Linked DNA regions of Homo sapiens: region 2 is linked to region 1. A link is an interaction called in ENCODE POLR2A ChIA-PET data of the cell type or tissue named here. Cell type or tissue: HepG2. All regions are shown on one strand. Each heading gives the region's core, and the rest is flanking DNA. Links, peaks and the distances in the headings are about the cores only.

Evidence for each region. Peaks named below come from ENCODE experiments on the same cell type or tissue, not always from the same donor. Only the 100,000 strongest peaks of a DNase experiment are listed, where the experiment ranks them.
Region 2: POLR2A ChIA-PET joins it to region 1 with 9 read pairs; 3 of 35 experiments call an interaction of 5 or more read pairs at or near these places.

The regions. Positions count from the first base shown.
Region 1 is chr13:113,378,414-113,384,179 of GRCh38, forward strand. It overlaps LOC124903218 (a long non-coding RNA gene), which reads right to left and starts at 1,048. Exons shown (of 2, transcript XR_007063881.1): 1 at 486-1,048. RefSeq lists an enhancer at 241-1,225. In HepG2, for the core only: a CTCF peak has its summit at 1,795; DNase peaks (open chromatin) are centred at 1,778 and 2,838; H3K27me3 peaks cover 1,081 bases.
Region 2 is chr13:113,219,892-113,225,657 of GRCh38, forward strand. The region is part of intron 3 of CUL4A (cullin 4A); the gene reads left to right. Among named protein-coding and RNA genes, the nearest start is that of CUL4A, 13 kb to the left of the region's middle. RefSeq lists enhancers at 518-1,081, 2,502-3,351. In HepG2, for the core only: a CTCF peak has its summit at 1,206 (motif pointing left); no DNase peak of the experiment used is centred there.

The DNA of each region.
Region 1 (5,766 bases), core at 753-4,752:
CACCCATGGCCCATCAGACACAAATGCATACCCAATTGTTTCCCTGCCCCATTTTGTCTGTGTGATCTTATGTAAAAATACAGATTCACTGAGGCAGACAGAGGCATGAATGACTCTTTTCCCCTACCCTCTTCTTTTTTTTTTTTGAGACAGTCCCGCTCTGTCACGTAGGCTGGACAGCAGTGGCACGATCTCTGCTCACTGCAAGCTCTGCCTCCCAGGTTCACGCCATTCTACTGCCTCAGCCTCCCGAGTAGCTGGGACTACAGGTGCCCACCACCACGCCTGGCTAATTTTTTGTATTTTTAATAGAGACGGGGTTTTGCTGTGTTAGCCAGGATGGTCTCGATCTCCTGACCTTGTGATCTGCCCACCTCGGCCTCCCAAAGTGCTGGGATTACAGGCATGAGAGCCACCGCGTCCGGCAAACTTGTGCTGATTCATCAGGGACCACCCCAAACAGAATGATGGCGTTTTGCTCCTACCTGGGCGTGTTTGTGTGTGCCCAAGTCTGTGTTTGTGTCGGAAAGCTGATGTCAAGGTCAAACACATGATCAATGTTCCAAGCAGGGCACAGGCAGGGCCTGGCTGGTCAGCGCCATTTCTGTCAATCAATGTTCCAAGCAGGGCACGGGCAGGGCCTGGCTGGTCAGCGCCATTTCTGTCAATCAATGTTCCAAGCAGGGCACAGGCAGGGCCTGGCTGGTCAGTGCCATTTCTGTCATCACAGTTTCCATCTTCCACTGGAGTTTTCATGTCAAGAGTTCCTCAGCGTTTCTCACTATGAAAATGTCCCAACCCTGCAATTCCATGGTGACGTGCAGGCCAGTGGACGTCTCAGGGGACCCCACGTGCGCTTCCAGGAAGAAGTTGGAGCAGTTTTGGCTCTATCCTCCAGCAGCCGACTCTAGGCTTCTGAGAATTTCAGCTTCTTTGGCTGTCGGGGGCATTTTCTTTCTCTTCCATTTGGCTTTTTCTTAGGAGGCAAAACAGTTTTAGGCCAGGTACGGTGGCTCACGCCTGTAATCCCAGCACTTTGGGAGGCAGAGGCGGGCGGATCACCTGAGGTCAGGAGTTAAAGACCAGCCTGGCCAACATGGTGAAACCCCATCTCTACTAAAAATACAAACATTAGCCAGGCGTGGTGGTGGGTGCCTATAATTCCAGCTACTCGGGAGGCTGAGGCCAGAGAATCACTTGAACCTGGGAGGCAGAGGTTGCAGTGAGCCGAGATCGTGCCACTGCACTCCAGCCTGGGAGACAAGAGCGGAACTCCGTCTCAAAAAAAAAAAAAAAAAAAAAAGGGACGCAAAATAGCTTCTTCTGTACAATCTCTGGGACAAATATGTCAAAAAAAAGTTCCACCAAACAAGGTGAGAAGCTTGATTGTTTGTTTTGGAATAATCTACAAGCATCCTGAGATTTTCTCCAATCCCTCGGTGGCAGGGGATCAGCAAAAACTGAAGTTTGTGGTGCAAAAGTGTGTAAAGCTAGTTACACGCACATTCCCAGGTCCTTCAGGTAGGGCCAAAGCAAATTGTTCAAAATGACCCCAAGGAGCCAAATCAATTAAAAATATGCAATTATTATTTGTACATTAAAAATAAAATTTAATAAAATAATATAAGTATGAAAAACTATGCTCATAGCCACAGATTTGTTTGCGGGAGCCACTTAGGAAAGAATAATTAAACAAGCGGCCCAGAGAGGCGTAAGTCCAGGAGGAGGGTGTTTATTTTTAGAGGCCGTTGACATTTATCAACAACCAGCTCCCGGCAGGTAGGAGCCGCCCCTCACCGCCTGGAGCTGCAGCCTTCAGCTGTGGAGGGAGTGGATGCTGGCTGACCCCTCCCTGCCTCCTGCGGTGGTTCCCCTTCACTCAGCAGGCGTCTCCTCCCTGTCCGTCAGAGATAGGCCCGCATGCTGTCCCCTTCCCCTTTTTAACGTTTGGCAATATCTATATAACATAAAATTGACCATCTTAACCATTTGAAGCTTGCAGTTCAGCGGCATGAAGTGCAGCCAACACCACTGTCCTCTCCAGAACTTTCCATCCTCCCGAAGTGAACTCTGGACCCACTGATCACACACTCCCCACTCCCTTCCCCAGCACCTAGCACCCACCTTCTCATTTATGTCTCAGTGGATTTCACTCCTCTGAGGACCGTGCTAAGGAAAGAAAAGAACTTGCATCTGAGGAAGGCAAATCCTTTCCAATGATCAGGCCCAGAGAAACATTAAAATAGGACTGGGTTAGAGGCGTTTGAACCAGAGCAACACCATCCTGAATGGGAGTTGGGTAAAAGGCTGAGACCTTCTGGACTGCATTCCCAGGAGGTTAGACATTCCAAGTCACAGGATGACATAGGAGGTCAGCACAAGATACAGGTCATAAAGACAGGTTGCAGTAAAGAAGCCGGCTAAACCCTGGCCGGGCGTGGTGGCTCACACCTGTAATCCCAGCACTTTGGGAGGCTGAGGCGGGCGGATCACGAGGTCAGGAGATCGAGACCATCCTGGCTAACACAGTGAAACCCTGTCTCTACTAAAAATACAAAAAAATTAGCCAGGCGTGGTGGCGGGCGCCTGTAGTCCCAGCTACTCGGGAGGCAGACGCAGGAGAATTGCTTGAACCCGGGAGGCGGAGCTTGCAGTGAGCCGAGATCGCGCCACTGTGCCACTGCACTCCAGCCTGGGTGACAGAGCGAAACTCTGTCTCAGAAAAAAAAAAAAAAAAAAAAAAAAAGAAGCTGGCCAAACCCACCAAAACCAAACTGGCGACAAGAGTGACCTCTGGTGACCACAAACCTGACCTCTGGTGACCACAAACCTGACCTCTGATGGTCGGCACTGCTACACTCCCACCAGCTCCGTGACAGTTTACAGATGCCATGGCAACGTCAGGAAGTTGCCCTATATGGTCTAAAAAGGGAGCATGAATAATCCACCCCTTGTTTAGCATATCATCAAGACATCACCATAAAAATGGGCAACCAACCAGCAGCCCTCAGCTGCTCTGCCTATGGAGCAGCCATTCTTTATTTCTTTACTTTCTTTTTTTTTTTTTGAGACAGAGTCTCACTCTGTCACCCAGACAAGAGTGCAGTGGCTCAATCTCAGCTCACTGCAACCTCCACCTCCCAGGTTGAAGCGATTCTCCTGCCTCAGCTTCCCAAGTAGCTGGGACTACAAGCACCCACGACCATGCCCGGCTAATTTTTGTATTTTTAGTACAGATGGGGTTTCACCATATTGGCCAGGCTGGTCTTAAACTCCTGACCTTGTGATCCGCCCACTTCAGCCTCCCAAAGTGCTGGGATTGCAGGCGTGAGCCACCGCGCCCTCCCCTTCGTGTCATTCTTATTTATGCCTCTGCATCCTCATGTTTTAGCTCCCACTTATGAGTGAGAACGTATCATGTTTGGTTTTCCATTCCTGAGTTACTTCACTTAGAATAAGAGTCTCCAATCTCATCCAGGTTGCTGTGAATGCCATTAATTCATTTCTTTCTTTCTTTCTTTCTTTTTTTGAGATGGAGTCTCGCTCTGTCACCAGGCTGGAGTGCAATGGCTCAATCTTGGCTTGCTGCAACCTCTGCCTCCCGGGTTCAAGCGATTCTCCTGCCTCAGCCTCCCAAGTAGCTGGGATTACGGGCACGCACCACCACTCCCAGCTAATTTTTGTATGTTTAGTAGTGACGGGGTTTTCCCATGTTGGCCGGGATGGTCTGGATCTCCTGACCTCGTGATCTGCCCGCCTTGGCCTCCCAAAGTGCTGGGATTACAGGCTTGAGCCACCGTGCCCGGCCAATTCATTTCTTTTTATAGCTGAGTAGTATTCCATCATATATATATATATCACAGTTTCTTTATCCACTCGTTAGTTGATGGGCACATTTGGGCTGGTTCCACATTTTGCAATTGCAAATTGTGCTGCTCTAAACAGGCATGTGCAAGTATCTTTTTTGTATAATGACTTCTTTTCCTCTGGGTAGATACCCAGTAGTCGGATTGCTGGACCAAACAGTTGTTCTACTTTTAGTTCTTTAAGGCATCTCCACACTGTTTTCCATAATGGTTGTGCTAGTTTAGATTCCCACCAGCAGTATAGAAGTGTTCCCTGTTCACCGCATCCATACCAACTTCTATCACTTTTTGATGTTTTGATTATGGCCATTCTTGCAGGAGTAAGGTGGTATTGCATTGTGGTTTTGATTTGCATTCCCCTGATCATTAGTGATGTTGAGCATTTTTCCATATATTTGTTGGCCATTTGTATATCTTCTTTTGAGACTTGTCTATTCATGTCCTTAGCCCACTTTTTGATGGAATTGTTTTTTTTTTTTCTTGCTAATTTGTTTGAGTTTGTTGTAGATTCTGGATGTTAGTCAGATGTATAGATTGTGAAGATTTTCTCCTACTCTGTCAGTTGTTTGTTTACTCTGCTGACTGTTCCTTTTTTTTTTTTTTTTTGAGACGGAGTTTCGTTCTTGTTGCCCAGGCTGGAGTGCAATGGCACAATCTCAGCTCACCGCAACCTCCACCTCCTAGGTTCAAGCAATTCTCCTGCCTCAGCCTTCCAAGTAGCTGGGATTACAGGCATGCACCACCACATCCAGCTCATTTTGTATTTTCTTTTAATGAGAGATGGGGTTTCTCCATGTTGGTCAGGCTGGTCTCAAACTCCCGACCTCAGGTGATCTGCCCGCCTCGGCCTCCCAAAGTGCTGCGATTACAGGCGTGAGCCACTGCGCCCGGCCCTCTGATTGTTCCTTTTGCTGTGCAAAAGCTCTTTAATTAACTCCCAGCTATTCATGGTTGTTTTTATTGCATTTGCTTTTAGGTTCTTGGTCATGAAATCCTTGCCCAAGCCAATGTTTAGAAGGGGTTTTCCAATGTTATCTTTCTCACTTTTTATAGTTTCGGGTCTTAGATTTAAGTCCTTGATCCATCTGGAGTTGATTTGTGTATAAAATGAGAGATAAGGATCCAGTTTCATTCTCCTCCTTGTGGCTTGCCAATTATCCCAGCACCGTTTGTTGAATAGGGTGTCCTTTCCTCACTGTATGTTTTTGTTTGCTTTGTTGAAGATCAGTTGGCTGTAAGTATTCGGGTTTATTTCTGGGTTCTCTATTGCGTTCCATTGGTCTATGTGCCTACTTTTGTACCAGTACCGTGTTGTTTTGGTGACTACGGCCTCACATTATAGTTTGAAATCAGGTAATGTGATACCTCCAGATTTGTTCTTTTTGCTTAGTCTTGCTTTGGCTATGAGGGCCCTTTTTTGGTTCCACATGAATTTTAGGATTGTTTTTCTAATTCTTTGAAGAATGATGGTGCTATTTTGATGGGAATTGCGTTGAATTTGTAGACTGCTTTTGGCACTATGGTCATTTTAACAATATTGATTCTACCCAACGATGAGCATGGGATGTGTTTCCATTTGTTTGTGTTATCTATGATTTGTTTCAGTAGTGTTTTGTAGTTTTCCATGTAGAGGTCTTTCACCTTCTTGGTTAGGTATATTCCTAAGTTGTTTTTTTTTGTTTTTTTTTGCAGCTATTGTAAAAGAGGTTGAGTTCTTGATTTGATTCTCTGCTTGGTCACTGTTGGTGTATAGAAGAGCTACTGATTTGTGTACATTAATTTTGTATCTGGAAACTTTGCTGAATTCTTTTATCAGTTCTAGGAGCTCTCTAGAGGAGTCTTTAGGGTTTTCTAGGTAACAATCATATCATCAGCAAACAGTGACAGTTTGACTTCGTCT
Region 2 (5,766 bases), core at 706-4,705, 160 kb before region 1:
AGAAAATCCTTTAATCTGGACTCAATCTCATTCCCCAGCCTCCTCCCAGTACTGTAGCTGTCCATGTGTCTCATTGGGTAGGAATTAGAAAGTAGAGTTTATAATTGCAGAAAATCTACTTGTGGCTGTACTTTTCTAGGCCTCCGTTTCTTCATGTGTAAAATTAGGTGGTTTGTGTTTGCTTATTTCTAAGTGTTCTTCTAGTTCAAGGAAACTTCTGCTCCCCCATCTCCCTGATCTTGGGAAACTAAACCATTCTGAGTTCATTGGAAGGGTCCTCAGGGAATCTGCAGCAGTTGGTGCTGCTGAAGTTGAAGCACGTGACAGGGAAGCTGAAATGCAGGGTGAGAGGTCTCTGTTTAGACAATCTCCACAGCACCCCGCACAGATGTGAGTGAAGTCGGTTCCAGCTCTGTTGTGCTGGCTTCTGTAAATACGCCTCTGCAGTGTTTTCCAGCAAAGCCCTTTCCTAAAGATCATGAGGTCGTTCAAGAGATCAGTGACCGCACACCACCTTTTGGAACCTGGCCAAAGTGCACCTTATCTCAGGAGGCGCCTGTGAGGGCGCACAGAAGCAGGCCCCGCCCCAGTGCCACGGCTCAGCAATGCGCTTCCAGGAACCTACGTTCCAGATGTTTCCATCCAAAAAGCGGCCTGACTCCTAGGCTTGGGGGAAGTCTTTAGCAGATGCCCAAGCCTTCTCCCAAAGACTTAGGCGTTTATGAGAGTCAGTAGGCGGTGATTGTTCCTACTCTAGTTGCTGTCCCAATTTACTTGAAAACGACTATCTGATTACCTGATCAAATGAATCTTTTGCCAGTTACTCCTACTCTGTGGGTTGACTAATGTGCCATCAGTTCACTCACTGCACAAGCACTTGCTTTCTACCTACTGCACTGGCACCGCAAAATGGAAAGTGACCCCCATGCCTGATTTCTACCCTCCAAGAAGTCGCAGGCTTATGGGAGAGGCAGGGGAATTACTGTATTTCCCTGGTGCAGTGGCAAAACTGTGATTACAAAAATTATCATTTGGTTCATTAAAGGCAAAAGAAAAAAACACTACCGTATTAAATGCCCTTATTAGTCATGAGACAAGATCTTGAGTTGAGAACTGCGCGTCAGGCCAGGAATGGTGGCATGTGAAGCATCTGGGGCAGAGCCTCCCAGAGGAGACCCTCCTGAAGGGATGGGGAGGATGCGCCCTCCTGTGGCTGTGGCACCAGAAGCAGAGCGTGGAGGGTGCTCTGGAAACCCCGAGCAGCGGGCACAACTAGAACTCCAGAGACCTGGTGGCCCTTAGGCTGTGATGCTAAGTTGCAGACTGAATTTGAATCTTTGTGGATACTACCAAGGAGTCAGACTTCAGTCTGTGAGTATCCCAGAGTCCTCACAGGTTTTTTAAGCAAGAAACCAGAATTAGATTGTTCATGGAGGTCACTCTGGCAGAATGATGGGATAAGTTTACATATAGACCAGCACACCACAGCCTTCCATTGGGTCGGCACATGTTTTTAAGTATCTGTCATGTGCTAGGTATGATGCCAGGCCCTGGGAAAATAAATCTGAGCAGAATGGGATTCTGTCCCTTTGGAGCTTAAACCCGAATGGCGGTGGCAAAAGCATCAGGATAAGCATTTATGCAGTGCTGTGATAAGGGTTTTTTTTGTTTTGTTTTTTTGTGTTATTTATTTATTTATTTTTGTGAGATGGAGTCTTGCTCTGTCACCCAGGCTAGAGTGCAGTGGCACGATCTCGGCTCACTGCACCTCTCCCTCCTGGGTTCAAGCCATTCTCCTGCCTCGGCCTTTCCAGTAGCTGGGATTACAGGCGCCCACCACCATGCTCGGCTAATTTTTGTATTTTTAGTAGAGACGGGGTTTCACCACATTGGCCAGGCTGGTCTCGAACTCCTGACCTCGTGATCCACCTGCCTCAGCCTCCCAAAGTGCTGGGATTACAGGCGTGAGCCACCGCGTCTGGCCTGTGATAAGGGTTTTCAAAGGTTCAGATAAGCTCCTGGGACCTAAAGAAAGAGCAGCTAGCCCACCTGTGTAGGGGAGCATTGCAGGGGCGAAGCGATGTCTGGGCCATGTCCTAAAGGATGGATGAGGAAGTGGCAGGCGCTGTGGGATGCCAAGGTGGCACAGGCCAGGGAGCAGCGTGGGCAGCCCTGGCGCTGAGGAAGCTTACTGGGCAGAAGAGCCAGGTATGCTGCTGGGTGTGGGAGAGTTGACCACTGACAGGATCCCTAAAGGGGAAAATGAGAGGAAGGTGGATGCTGAATTGTGGAGGAGCCTTTGTTGAACCAAGAGGTTGAGGTTTATCTGAAGGTGGAGATTGAGCCAAGGTGTTCAGGCACAGCATGGCTGGGTTATGTTGGTAAGAAGTTAGTGTGCCTGTGTGTGTGCACTGTGGTGTGAGGGGTCACACCACAATGGTTTGACTGGGCAGCAAAACCACAGGGTGGAATGGCAGCATCCTGCCAGCAAACCTCTTATGGTTAGAGGGAAAGGATCTGACTGCTGTGGAAGGATGAACCAGACACGGATTGAGGCGGGGAGGGTCTGTCGTGGTCACGTTGATTTGGAAGGAGGAGACACGGATTGAGGCGGGGAGGGTCTGTCGTGGTCATGTTGATTTGGAAGGAGGTGAGGAGGCACTCAGGTAGAGATGCCTGTTGTGCATTTGGGGCTGGAGACACAGATCCAGTGGCTCCAGACATGGATGAGATGCCCAGGAAAAATGAGCAGAGTGGCCAGACACAGTGGCTCACGCCTCTAACCTTAGCACTGCATTTTGGGAGGCCAAGTTGGGAGGGCCAGTTGAGCCCAAGAGTTCAAGAGCAGCCTAGACGACAATTAGCCGGGTGTGTGGTTCACACCTGTGGTCCCAGCTACTCTGGAGGCTGAGGTGGGAGGATTGCACGAGCCCAGGAGGCCGAGGCTGCAGTGAGCTGAGATTGCGCCACTGCACTCCAGCCTGAGCAGCAGAGCAAGACCCCCATCTCTAAAAAGAAAATGAGCAGAGCCATGAGAGGAGGTGGATGAGGGCTGCTGTCAGGAAGATGAGAGGAGAACCTGGAGAGTCATCTTGTGGGAATCGAGGGGCGAGTTTAATATGGCAGGCGGCTTAGTGACCAGTAAGTAGAGTCTGAGGGGATGATGAGACCAGGAAGTGGCTGGTTACTGTGATGAAGGCTTTTAGGCTACATTCGTACGTTAACCTAGTAAACATGGGGTGTTTCTGTCCAACTCAGCACTGTGCGTTGGGGACCAGGGACAGGCATGAATGGCACGGGTCCTGCTCTCAAAAAGCTTGTTTTTGCTGGAAGAGAGTTCTGACCCAGCCCAGTCTCACCTGGGGAAATGTTAATGTGATGGCAGATGCTGAGATACTGTGTGGCAGGGAGTATTCCAAGGTCTGCATATTCAGATTTCTTTTGCCTCTGGGATATTCCAGTACTTCAAGTAACTCTACTTTCTAAGATTTAAGTAATTTGTTGTTGTTGTTGTTGTTTTGAGACGGAGTTTCGCTCTTAATTGCCCAGGCTAGTGTGCAATGGCGCAATCTTGGCTCACCGCAACAACCTCCACTCCTGGGTTCAAGCGATTCTCTTGTCTCAGCCTCCCGAGTAGCTGGGATTACAGGAATGCGCCACCACGCCTGGCTAATTTTGTATTTTTAGTAGAAACGGGGTTTCTCCACATTGGTCAGGCTGGTCTCGAATTTGCGATCTTGGATTATCTGCCTGCTTCGACCTCCCAAAGTGTTGGGATTACAGGCGTGAGCCACCATGCCCGGCCAGATTTAAGTAATGTTATGTACCGATTATATTTTGATTGTATGCTGATATTAGATTATAGATGAAACCCATCAGATGTGCAGGTAGAAAAAGGGCTTTTGTGGAATTGAGTCATTCACTACCATCTTCTTCGTTTACCACATCCGTTTTCTTGTCTCACATGTTTGATAAATTCTGCACTTAGCTGTCCGTTTCAAAATAGATAGCTGCTCTTGGTGACGTCCCTTCCTCAAAATAAAGGCCATTTGTACCCTTGCACTCATACACATGCTCAGCCACAGGCAGCTGCTGCAGAACCCACACCACATGCTGCAGGACCACGTGCCACCCAGCCAAGCTACGTGGGCAACAGGAGCTCTTCAAAAATGTCAAGCCCGCAGAGTGCGGTGGCTCACGCCTGTAATCCCAGTACTTTGGGAGGCCAAGGTGGGCGGATCATGAGGTCAGGAGATCGAGACCATCCTGGCTAACACGGTGAAACCCCGTCTCTACTGAAAATACAAAAAAATTAGCCGGGCGTGGTGGCGGGCACCTGTAGTCCCAGCTACTCGGGAGGCTGAGGCAGGAGAATGGCATGAACCCGGGAGGCAGATCTTGCAGTGAGCCGAGATCGCACCACTGCACTCCAGCCTGGGTGACAGAGCGAGACTCCATCTCAAAAAAAAAAAAATGTCAAGCCAACTGTCCTCAGAATCTAACCTGTAGATAACTATAGATGAAACTCACATTTTCCTTCCCCTGGTTCACCTTGACAGCATTGCAGCTCTGGTCAGCCACAGAATGCCAGGCAGTGGTGGACACCATGATAGCCGTGTGGTCAGAAGGGAAGGGCACGGGAGTGAGCTGGGAACCTTGGCTGTTGGGGAAGTTGCAAAGCTCCAGTTTCCTCTAAGTGTGCCTTTATGATCCGCACTGGCGACAGCAGGCTTTGTCTTTCCTTAGAAAGACTTTGTGCCTGTTCTCACTTGACCAGATATCGTGTACGGAGCACTTGCTGGCAGTAGGCCAAGCTCTGCACATTCATGAATTGCTTTGTCTCACAACACCCTGAGCCGTAGGTATCTTTATTGACCATATTTTCCAGATGAAGAGACGAAAGCCCAAGAGAACCCTGTTAATGCTCGGCCAGATCAGAGGAGACAAAACAAGCACCCCTGCCTTCATGGGTTGTGTGGATGAATGAGGGTCGGCCTAGGGCTGTCCCCTCGCGGTCTGTCCGGTCTGTCGGTACAGGCAGCAGATGGGCCACTTGTTCCTGGAATTGCAGAAGCAGATAACCAAGTGTAGAAAATGTATGTATCCCTCTTCTACCCCAACAGAAGCACCGTCTTTTTGCTTTTTCTTTTTTTTTTTAGTTACAGATATGATAGGTAGGTTTTTTTCTATGGTGTAAGCATTTCTGCTGTTGGATTTTGTTTGCTGTTTGAAGACCTGCCTAACTCGTCTCAGTAGGCTGTATAAATCGTTTAATGAAGATTGGCCCTTTTCTGAAGTGAGAAAAAGGATGGTTGCTGAAGAACCTATCTCGAGAATACACTATTGACAGACTCACGGTGTCTGTGTGTCTCACATCCTGGAATTACTTGCACACCATTGTGGCTATGTGTTATATCCCAGAATATGGAATTGATTTTGATGTTTAGAAGGCCAAAGCTTACTTAGTAAATGCCACACTGATTTTAGCTTACCATTTTGTAGTTTTTTTCTGTGGGAAATAACAAAAAAATTATTGATTGAGGATCTATATTGATTTTACAGAGCTATTTTAGAGGAAGTATTTCTCATTTAATGAACACTTTACATTGGACTTTCCATCTTAACAAGACACTGCCCCAGGTGGAACTCTGTCTTCACAACACCTGAGCTGCCCAGTGGTGTCAGATTGACTGGTGTCAGTTTAACCCCGTTAAGTTTAAAGGATCTGTGCACCCTCATCTGGAAGCAAAGCTCCGCCTTCGGCTG